Linked DNA regions of Mus musculus: region 2 is linked to region 1. The links are chromatin loops, found by intact Hi-C in ENCODE. Cell type or tissue: left cerebral cortex. All regions are shown on one strand. Links, peaks and the distances in the headings refer to the core of each region. The heading gives the core; the rest is flanking DNA.

Region 1 (5,389 bases), core at 301-5,300:
GACCACGTTTTCATCTCACAATGGTACATAAGTCTACTGCAGTCTACTGCAGCTGCTTGTTCAGCACAGCTTCTACATTGTAATTACAGCTGACCATTGTAAGGTGCTTGAGATGACAGGTCTGCCATACTTGGTTAGAGGTGCATATCTCTGTAGAATTCAATTCCTAATATATTGCTTTTCCTACACACTGCACAATAAATATTCATATAACTGGACATGTGTATGCTTACCTCTGGCTGAAAAGTAACTACTGTTCAGACAGCTATGTTTTGCCATTGCAGAGAGAAAAGTGGGCCAATTTTACACCTTTGACATTCTCACATTTATTTTTGGCAGTTCTAAGCCTACCGAGTTATAAAACAACATCTATACCTATTATGAACCATTTGGTCAAAGATGAAGACTTTGTATTTTGTATTGTTGTTGAAATAGATATTTCTTCTTATTAAAACAACCTAACCACATTCATTCCTTCCAGTTGCCCCCTACTCCCACACCTCTTCTGCAGAGCTATGCTCAATCTCCTTTCAGAAAAAGCAGTCCTCTGAGAAATGGCTGTGAAACAAGACAAAGTAAGATACAGAACAGAAGATCTTCATAGCAAGGCAATACAAGACAATGAAAACGATGAGAAGAGTCTCAAAGACAGCCAAAACAAGTAGAGATACAGCCACTCAATTAGGAGTCCCATAAGAAGACAAGACTAATCACAATAATACATGAGCAGGGGACCTAAGCAATCCCTGTGTTTGTCACTCCAGTCTCTGTGAGCCTAAGTGAGCCCTCTTTGTTGGATTTGGTGGGACATGTTCTTCTGGTGTCCTCCATCTCATCTGACTCCTATAATCTAATTCATCCCCCTTTTGAAGCATCCTCAATCTTCTGGAGAAGAAGCTAATGGAGACATTAAATTTAGTCTCTCTTTGTGCATAATGGCTGGCTGTGAATCTCTGCATCTCTTCTCATCTGCTGCCAGAAGAAGTCTCACAAATTACAGCTGAACAGGGCAGAAATCTAGGAGTACAGAAAAATATTATTAGGAAATATTTCTTTTTTTTTTTTTTTTTTTTTTTTTTTGCCAGTCTGGTTTGTTTACCCTAATTTTCTGGGCCATCCAGCCTTTAGTTTCTGGCCATCCACACAATTAGCACATGGCACCCCTGTCATGTCTTGAGCCTCACAAGTTCAACTAAATATTGATTGGCCACATCCAAATGTGCAGTGCTACCATTACTAGAAAACATCATGTAGGCAGGGTAGATTGTAGGTTGAAGGTTTTGTGGCTGGGTGGGGATCAGGCCTTTCTTTCTGTAGTCTGCAGAGAAGTTTTGATGTGGCAGAGAGTAGTACACAGCGGTAGAGACTCCATGCAGGCATCATTTTGACCTTTCTATATTCATTGAGCTCTGCAGATGTTGTTCTAGGGATTTGGATCCATTGTCAGTTGTCAGAGAGTGACTGTCATCTGCCCCAGCATCAGCCTAGGATATTTATGAATTTCCACAGGATCCCCTCTATCATCAACTCAAAAAAAAAAATGTGACCCAGTTTTACCACCAGAATCCTTGCTAAATTACAAAAGATGGCCTGGGTAGACCTCATATCTACCATTAGTCACTGCGGTCATCTTCAGAGATTCCAGGAAGTTCACACTGAACTAAGTTTCCAAATGACACTCCCAATTGCAGCTGTTTCTGTTAAAACTCTCTACCTTCATCTCCCCGATAGTTGGTCCCTCCAGCTCCCATTCCCACCTTCCTTGAGTACACCTATAAAATTTAATTTATTTCCCCTTCCCAGGCAGGTTCTTGGTCCTTCCACATTACCTAACTTCTCTGGGTCTGTAGGTTGTATCTTGATTATCATTCACTTATCAGCTAATATCCACTATGAAGTGAGTACATATTTGTTTTTATGGGTCTGGATTATGTCATTTAGGATCATTAATTTTTTTAGTGGCATTGATTTGCCTCGAAATTTAAACACAGCTGAGTAATATTCCATTGTGTAAATGTATCATATCTTCTTTATCCATTCTTCTGTTGAGGAACATCTAGTTCTCAGTTTTCCATTTTCTGGCTATTGTGAACAAAGCCACAATGAATATAGTTGAGCAACAGTTCTTGCAGTTGAATGGAGCCGAATGATATAGTTGGGTCTTGAGATAGATCAAAACCCAATTTTCTGAGGAACTGTGATAATTGATTTCCATAATGGCTATATAAGATTGCACTTGCACCAACAATGGAGAAGTGTTCCCTAGCTTCACCCCTTCATGATCATGAGCCATCACTCTTACCATTGATCTTAGCCATTCTGATAGATACAAGGTGGAATCTCAAAGGAGTTTTGATTTGCATTTCCTGGAGGGCTAGGGATGTTGAACATTTCCTTAAATGTTTCCTAGTCATTTGCAATCCTGTTATTGAGAATTCTCAGAAGATATGTCTCATGAAAAGTCCTTCTTCTATTCCCATGGGTGACTTTGCTGATCTATAACTTATTTGCAATGCCAACTACTTCCCCTCTATTGGGTTATTTCCTTCTTGATTCTATCCCAACTAAAATAAGTCCTCATTATGATAAAATTTCTATCAAGTGTTACCTTCTTCCTCAAATACATTTCCTGAATGGGAATTCACAATAATTACTTCTGTGTCTTTTCTTTGATTTTTAGTTCCAGTAAAAAGCTATTTCTTCATTCCTTCAGAGTACTATTTTTTATTCAGCATCTTCTCATTGACCCATCTTGTTCATTAAAAATACTCTTGAGAATTTGAATTCTCCTCAATCTCTCTTTATTTAAATCCAAATCACCATTCATTGTCAATTCTCTCACTGCACCCACCCAATTTTCTCTATTTTCACCGTGTGAGAGTTTTTTTTTTTCCACCACCCTCCTTTTCTCCAGGACTGTTAACATTGCTTCTCTATGGGTCTCCTTCCATTTTTTTTCTTTCCCCTTTCTCATCCACCCTCACTCTAAGCAGAGGGTATGTGTGGGACTGTGACTGAGACATCCCTCCTACTATTCCTGTCAGAAGAACATGCAGAATGGATATCTACTTTGTAAAAATAACTCAAAATTGCATAGAAAGACATATTGCTCCATATGGTCCTATTCCATTTGCCAGACTCATATAATCCACATCAACTTTCCTACTAAAACATATTTATTTGCAGGCTTTTTCAGGGTAGAAAATCATTGAGTCATTGTCATGAGGATACCAATTATGATTCATTAATACTTTTTAAAATTCCTGTGGAAAGAAGGGAAGAAATTGTACCTATTACTTACCATATTTTGGACCTAACTTCAGAAAATTCTAATGTTTTGATGCAATGTTGCAATGGTGAGAGATATATTATAGGAGAACTGTATGTAATGAAGAGACACATTTGATGTGAGGGTGTAGCATCCTGAAATCTGTAGTAACACGGATGCTTATGATCCTGAAGTAGGAATTAAGATTCGATTCATAAAGCCTTGACAGGCATAGGATATGTTGTAAAATATTAGTATCATTTGTAAAAGTTGTAAGAATGAGGTGCCAAGAGAATCTTTCATTGTGACTAGTAGTCTTTAAATAATTTTATGAAGAGTGGATGCACAACCTGGAACTATGCAGACACAAACTAAAGAAAACAACACTTCCCAGCATTCAAGGCCAAATTTGGTTATATATATATATGAAAGGAAAACCGTGAAAGCATACACTTACTGCTTTGCTTGCTTTTTGCTTTGTTTTGCTCTGTTTCTCTTATTAAGGCAGAATAGTATCTATGCCATTTTCTTCTTGTCTCTTCTGCATTCCTGGGTAACTAAGTAGACATGGTATCCGTCCAAGCAATATGTAGAGAAACAAGAAACTAGTTCACTATACCCATTCCATGCCAATGGTTCTTTGTTGGAGTCAGTAATAATTGGCTTCTCCACTATAACAGAGGAATGATTTAATGAAAAGATCATCCTTAAAAGCAATGGAGTAGTTATTCAAATTAAACATTTTAAATTTAGTTTGAAAGTAGTTACTAGTATATGTGTATATAGTGTATACATTTGTGTATATGTGTCCATATGTTTTGGCTTTATGAATATTTGTGTACATATGTATATACATACACATATATGTTATATATATACAATATGAAAAGGAAGATAAAAAGGACATATGAATAGCAAAAATAAGTTATGTTTTAATACTTGCAGATGACAGGATGCTATACTTTACTGCTCACAAAAAATGCTACATAAACACAAAATCACAAATTGCCAAACTAAACAAAATATCACAAAAATATTCTTTATGAACGAGGAGTTGGTATATGTCAATTATAAATTTACTGAGGAAAAATATGGAAAATAATTCCATTCATGGCAACTTCAAAAATTAATGCCTAAAATGAAGTTAATCTAGTATGTTAAAGTCTATTCAGGTCTCTTGAGGATGCCTGTAAATACATCTACAAACTATATCTTTCCACTTTTTTCTTCCATGCAGCAAAGCAGATATCTTACCTCTTCAGCATACCTTTGCCTTTATATACTGAGTTATATCCTCAAGAGCCCGAGGCATGCAGCAAAGTACTGAATTCACAAAATTATAAACAAAAGATCCTTTTACTACTAATGTTTATTATAGTAGACATTTGTTAAATTACAGCAAATGTGTAGAGAGGTAATTTTACTTGAAAACGTGAAAGTGATAATATTATTCTTATTTTAAAGATTCAATTGCTAACTATAGCTAAGTGAAACTTATATTTGAAATGAAAAGCCAATATCATTATCACAAGAACACAATAATATAACCTTCATCTTAAGGTTGTTAGTATAATATAGCAGAGAATTTCCAACACTGAAGTTGCCATTAACAGGAAACAGCTTTACTTATGGAACATGTCCATTTCATTGCTTTGGTTTGAGAATTCAAAATTAGGAAACAAATATTATGGCTTATTAATTTTAATTCAATCCTCACTACATTTGATGACTAATATAACTGACTGTCTACTCTAATACACACGAAATCAGAGTCTAAAAATTATTACTGTGGGAAGAGTAATTCTTGGACTTTGTCAAAGTGGTCTTAATTTATATTTGCTTCCATTCATTTTTCCTAGTTCATTTATCTTCCCTGTACTTTCAAATGAGTTTGTGAAGTTTGCAGAATTGGTGCTGCAGTGAAAATCAGTTCCACCTTCAGGTAATGCTTCACACGTACAGCTTTCTCCACTCGTGTATTTTCAGCTTCAACTGTCACATTTGAAAATAAATTAGAGAGTCACCATTCACTGGCTATTGAAGTTCATGAATTAATTGACTTGAATGTTTAGGCTTTCTTTGATCTAAGCTATTTTCTCGGTAATACTGTGATTTACCTGA
Region 2 (5,389 bases), core at 284-5,283, 240 kb before region 1:
AAAAAATGTGCTTTGCTTAAACTTTCTATGTTTCATTTTTCCATTTGCAATAAACTACTGATGAAATTGCTTGCATAAAACTACTAAGAAAATATCAATTGTTTGGCATCCATATAATCTATCAAAAATTCCAAATTATCCAAAAATCCTCACATTTCTTTGCTTCTGTTATAATTATTTTTATTTTCTCTGAGTCTTTTGGATGCTTATTTTGTTAGAAGAGTTTCCTATTCAAAACTTTTAAAAATCAATTACATAACCTGGATTTCAATTTCTAAGTCAACTCTGAGCTTGTAAAGGGGTTTCATTTGGAAATAAGCTTGACATTCAAAGCTCACACCACTGCCTCCAGGGCTGCTTAGCACAGGATGTAATCCTCACAAAAATAGTATTTGATCCCAGGGAGGAGAAAAGAGATAATGGATTGCTTCTCTGAACAAAAACCCCATAAAAGCAAGTTTCTGGGTGTACTGGCTAGTTTTGTGTCAACTTGACACAGCTGGAGTTACCACAGAGAAAGGAGCTTCAGTTGAGGAAATGCCTCCATGAGATCCAACTGTAAGGCATTTTCTCAATTAGTGACCAAGGGGGAAAGGCCCCTTGTGGGTGGGACCATCTCTGGGCTGGTAGTCTTAGGTTCTATAAGAGAGCAAGCTGAGCAAGCCAGATGAGGCAAGCCAGTAAAGAACATCCCTCCATGGCCTCTGCATCAGCTCCTGCTTTCTTACCTGCTTGAGTTCCAGTCCTGACTTCCTTGGTGATGAACAGCAGTATGGAAGTGTAAGCCGAATAAACCCTTTCCTCCCCAACTTGCTTCTTGGTCATGATGTTTTGTCCAGGAATAGAAACCCTGACTAAGACAAATTGGTACCAGAAGTGGGGTATTCCTGTGACAACCTGACCATGTTTTGGGGAGGACTGTGGATGGACTTTGGAACTTTGGGCTTAAAGATCCATCCGTTGTTAAGAGCTCTGTCAGATGTTGTGTAGGAGCTTGGAAGATAATGTTGAGAACACTGCAGAAGATGGAGGTCTGGTTTGTGAAATTTCAGAGGGAAAATTAAAGACTCTTTTCAGGGCCATTGCTGTTTTGAATGTGAAGATTCTGTAGTTCTGGTTAGCTGGGGCTGAAGAATCAGCTGTGATTAACAAGATACCAGAACTACCAAAGCAAAAACTTTGCATTACTGGGACTATTGATGCTGGTTAGCTGGAGCTAAGAAATTAGCGGTGATTAAGAAGAGACCAGCATCATTGAGGTGACATCTTCTGGGAAGTGTTTTCTGAAAGCACAAAGATGCTGTGTTCCAGAGATGGCCAAGGTTGTACTCCTGCTGCAGCAGGACTTGGTAATATGTAAGGGTCACCCAGGTGGTACTGGTTTTGAAGGCATGAAGGGGTCACGCAAAGCAGCTGAGGCTCGGCACTGTGAGAGGCCATGGAAGGCCATTGCTGAAGGTACAGCCTCAGTTGCAATTGAAGGCCCAGGACTGAAGGGGTCATGCAGTGTTTCGGAGATGCCAGTACCATGAGATGACCACCAAGAGCAGCAGCAGCAGTGGAGTACAGGCATCTGGAGCCTAGAGGATGACGTGTGTGCTACAAAGGGCCTGGCTGGAGAAGTGACCCAAGCCCTTGGAGGAGCCCAGAAGATCGTGAGTTGGATCCCAGACATTGGACGGTTAGAGATTGACTTTTGCTTTTGATTGTGACTGTGCCCTGATATTTTCCCTCTTGAAGGAAGAAACTGTTTTAGTGGAGCCCACAGTTAAGAGACTTTTAATTGTAAAAAGACTTTGGATTTTAAAAGAGATGGACATTTTAAAGAGTTTGAAATTTTAAGAATATGTAAAGACTGTGGGACTTTTAAAGTTATTTAGATATTGGGGATGAATAAGATTGTAAGAGTTGAGGCTTACTAATGATGTGTTTGTGTGTCAAGTTGACAAGGGGTCAATTGTACTGGCTAGTTTTGTGTCAACTTGACACAGCTGGAGTTACCACAGAGAAAGGAGCTTCAGTTGAGGAAATGCCTCCATGAGATCCAACTGTAAGGCATTTTCTCAATTAGTGACCAAGGGGGAAAGGCCCCTTGTGGGTGGGACCATCTCTGGGCTGGTAGTCTTAGGTTCTATAAGAGAGCAAGCTGAGCAAGCCAGATGAGGCAAGCCAGTAAAGAACATCCCTCCATGGCCTCTGCATCAGCTCCTGCTTTCTTACCTGCTTGAGTTCCAGTCCTGACTTCCTTGGTGATGAACAGCAGTATGGAAGTGTAAGCCGAATAAACCCTTTCCTCCCCAACTTGCTTCTTGGTCATGATGTTTTGTCCAGGAATAGAAACCCTGACTAAGACACTGGGTTGCTGCCATTCTCACCAATAGGAACCAACAAGCCACACTAACCTCTCTGCAGTCACAATTTTGTAGCATCTGCAGACATCATTTTGGACAAGATATATATTGTAATGGCCCGTCCCTGTTCACTTATGCAATACTTCTTTTAATAGCATCCCCTATTTCTATCTGGAAAGAGAAACAAAAAGGTGAAATGTTGCTGTGAATGGAAAGAAGTGAAAACACATTTGAAAGCGGAGCAGCAGCCATGGTAAGGTTGCTCTTCTCCTGCCTCCTCTGTAATCTCTCAGTCAGCCTGATGTTTCTTTGGGAAATCCAAGAAACCTATAATACATTTCAATCTGTCAAAGTAAAAATATCAAACAATTTTTAAATTAGAGACAATCTGCTCCAATATATAATTTTACTGTGAGTAAACTAATATCTAAGTCCTCCTTATATGAAAAATAAGCAGTGATAAATATTAAAACATGTCCAGTAAACACTACAACTTTGAAAATAGATATTGCATGATCTTATTCAAGGAAATCAGAGATTGGATTAATCAAAACCCTTGTATTCTGCTAGGCTATTCTATACTAAGAAACAACTTGCTTTCTGTCATTCAGTATCCACATTGAAAAGTGTCAGTTTTGAAAACTATTCCACTGTGTATACTGAATGTGTGAATATGGAAATGTAACCTAGATGCATATACACTTGCTCTCTTTCTATAACAGGGATAAAACAGGGAGAGCTTTTTTTTTTTTTTTTTTTTTTTACTGTTTCTAAATACACAGTCAAACATAAATCAAGTTCTCTCAATGCCACAGCTATTGTATCTTTGCAAAATCACCTCGCTTGGAAGAGGAACTGAAGGTTAATTTTCAATAGAAAACAGAGCCACGTATGACAGCTCTGATAATGTCACATCAGGAACTTACAGAACATCCTGTTCTGTGAGCAATCTTCTATCAACTGTTTATAACAAGACACTCTGGACTTGCCCATATTAAAAGGGCAGTCACTTAAGAAAAACATAATCATATTACTGAGGCTTATTAATGAGGGAAATATAACTTGAAGTGACATGATTCTGTAAATAGGACTTTGATCCAAAAAAACCCACAACAAACAAAATAAAACAAAAACAAACATATTTCCTGCCAAAGTCAAAATGGTGAAAGGAATTGTTGGGAAAAATAATATAAGTTAAGATGCCAGCATTGACAACTTTGCATTATTATAAATCTTAAAGAGATGTATAAATGAGTTTTGGTATATGTGTTATCTGAGTAATAAAAATCACTAGCTGTATTTAAATATTTCTATATATTTTCTTATGAATTAAATATTGATGTTCTAGATATGCAAGTGTAGAAAGGGTATCTGGAGTTTAGAAATTGCTTTGCGAAAAGCTTCAGTAGAGTATATTGTTCAGCTGAAGAAGAAGAAGAAGAAGAAGGAGGAGGAGGAGGAGGAGGAGGAGGAGGAGGAGGAGGAGGAGGAAGAGGAGGAGGAGGAGCTTAAGTGCTTTCGTCCTGCATTGGGGGTAGAGGAAGAGGACGATTTTGAGAGATAGAAGAAAGTCACAGTGGAAAAGGAAATGAGAATGAGGAAATAAGGGCAGCAGTATCCGAATTTGGAGGAGATGTGATAAAGGAAATTGAGTAAAAATAGGTAGCATGGGGGATGAAGAACTGAGGATAGCTACTAGTGAGTCCAAGACACCAGAGAAATGTGAGGTTCCCAGGACCCAATGGGAATGACTTTAGCAGCAATCCTCAGAGAAGGGAAGATAGAACCTGTGGAGACCTCCTCTAGTAGATAGGCATGGCCCCTGGTTGAGGGACAGAGCCACATACCCATCTCATTTTTTTTTTAAATCCAGAAGTGCTCTTGTCCAAAGGAAGAACAGGGACCAAAACTGGAACAGAGACTGAAGAAAGGGCCAACCAGAGAATGGCTCCACCTTTGGATACATCATGTCTGCAGACACCAAACCCAGCACTGTTGCTATGGTCATGAGGTACTTGCAGACAGGAACCAAGTGTGGCAGTTCCTGGGGTGATCCGGCCAGCAACTGACCAAACCAGAGGCAGATGCTTGGAGCCAACTATCAGGCTGAACTCAGGGACCGTGTTGGAGGATCTGGCAGAGCTATAGGAGCAAAGGGGCATTGCAACCCTATTAGAAGAACAAAATAAGGAGCTAGAGAAAGTACCCAAGGAGCTAAAGAGGTCTGCAACCCTATAGGAGGAACAACAATATGAACTAACTAGTACCCCGCCCCCCAGAGCTGTTTCTCTAGTTGCATATGTAGCAGAGGTTGGCCTAGTCTGCCATCAATGGGAGGAGAGGCCTTTGGTCTTGTGAAGATCATATGCCCCAGTACAGGGGAATGCCAGGGCCAGGAAGCAGGTGCGGGTGTGCTGGGGAGCAGGGCGGGGATAGGGTATAGGGGGCTTTGGTGATAGCATTTGAAATGTAAATGAGGAAAATATCTAATAAAAAAGAGAAAAAAGAAAAAAAAAAAAAGGAACAAAATATGATGGCCTGACCATCCAGTTCTCCCAGAAAAAAGACTACCAACCAAGGGATTTCTGGCTCTAGATACATATGTAGCAGAGGATGGCCTTGACAGACAGCAACTGGAGAGGTGGTCCTTGATCTCAGAGAGGTTTGGTGTCCAAGAGTAGAGAGATTCTGGAGCGGTGGGGCAGGAGAGTGTGGGTGGGCGGGGAAGCACTCTCAAACAGAAAGAAGGGAGGAGGGGAAGGCAGATCTGTGGAGGGGTAACCGTGAAATGGGATATCATGGGATGAGGGTTTGGTGCAGGGGGTAACCAGAGTGTGGGATATTATTTAAGATTTAAACAAATGGAATGATTAATAATACTAAAAGAAAAATTTAAAAAAATAATAAGGAAAAGAAAAGTGATATCTACTCACCTCAGCCCAATTACCAAATAAAACAAAACATGGAAACAGCCTGTTTCTTCTAAAAAGCAACAGTGTTGCACATACAGGAATTAAAAATCAACCAGGGCAGGAAGA

The links. Peaks named below come from ENCODE experiments on the same cell type or tissue, not always from the same donor. Only the 100,000 strongest peaks of a DNase experiment are listed, where the experiment ranks them.
Region 2: it touches region 1 in a loop (3-fold over the local background); 2 of 42 quality-filtered maps call a loop at or near these places.

What each region holds. Positions count from the first base shown.
Region 1 is chr3:46,580,505-46,585,893 of GRCm38, forward strand. No RefSeq gene overlaps it. Among named protein-coding and RNA genes, the nearest start is that of Pabpc4l, 140 kb to the left of the region's middle. In left cerebral cortex, for the core only: no CTCF peak of the experiment used is centred there; DNase peaks (open chromatin) are centred at 3,008 and 3,404; H3K27ac peaks cover 1,287 bases.
Region 2 is chr3:46,337,827-46,343,215 of GRCm38, forward strand. No RefSeq gene overlaps it. Among named protein-coding and RNA genes, the nearest start is that of Gm26081, 51 kb to the left of the region's middle. In left cerebral cortex, for the core only: no CTCF peak of the experiment used is centred there; DNase peaks (open chromatin) are centred at 2,514, 3,086 and 4,061; H3K27ac peaks cover 655 bases.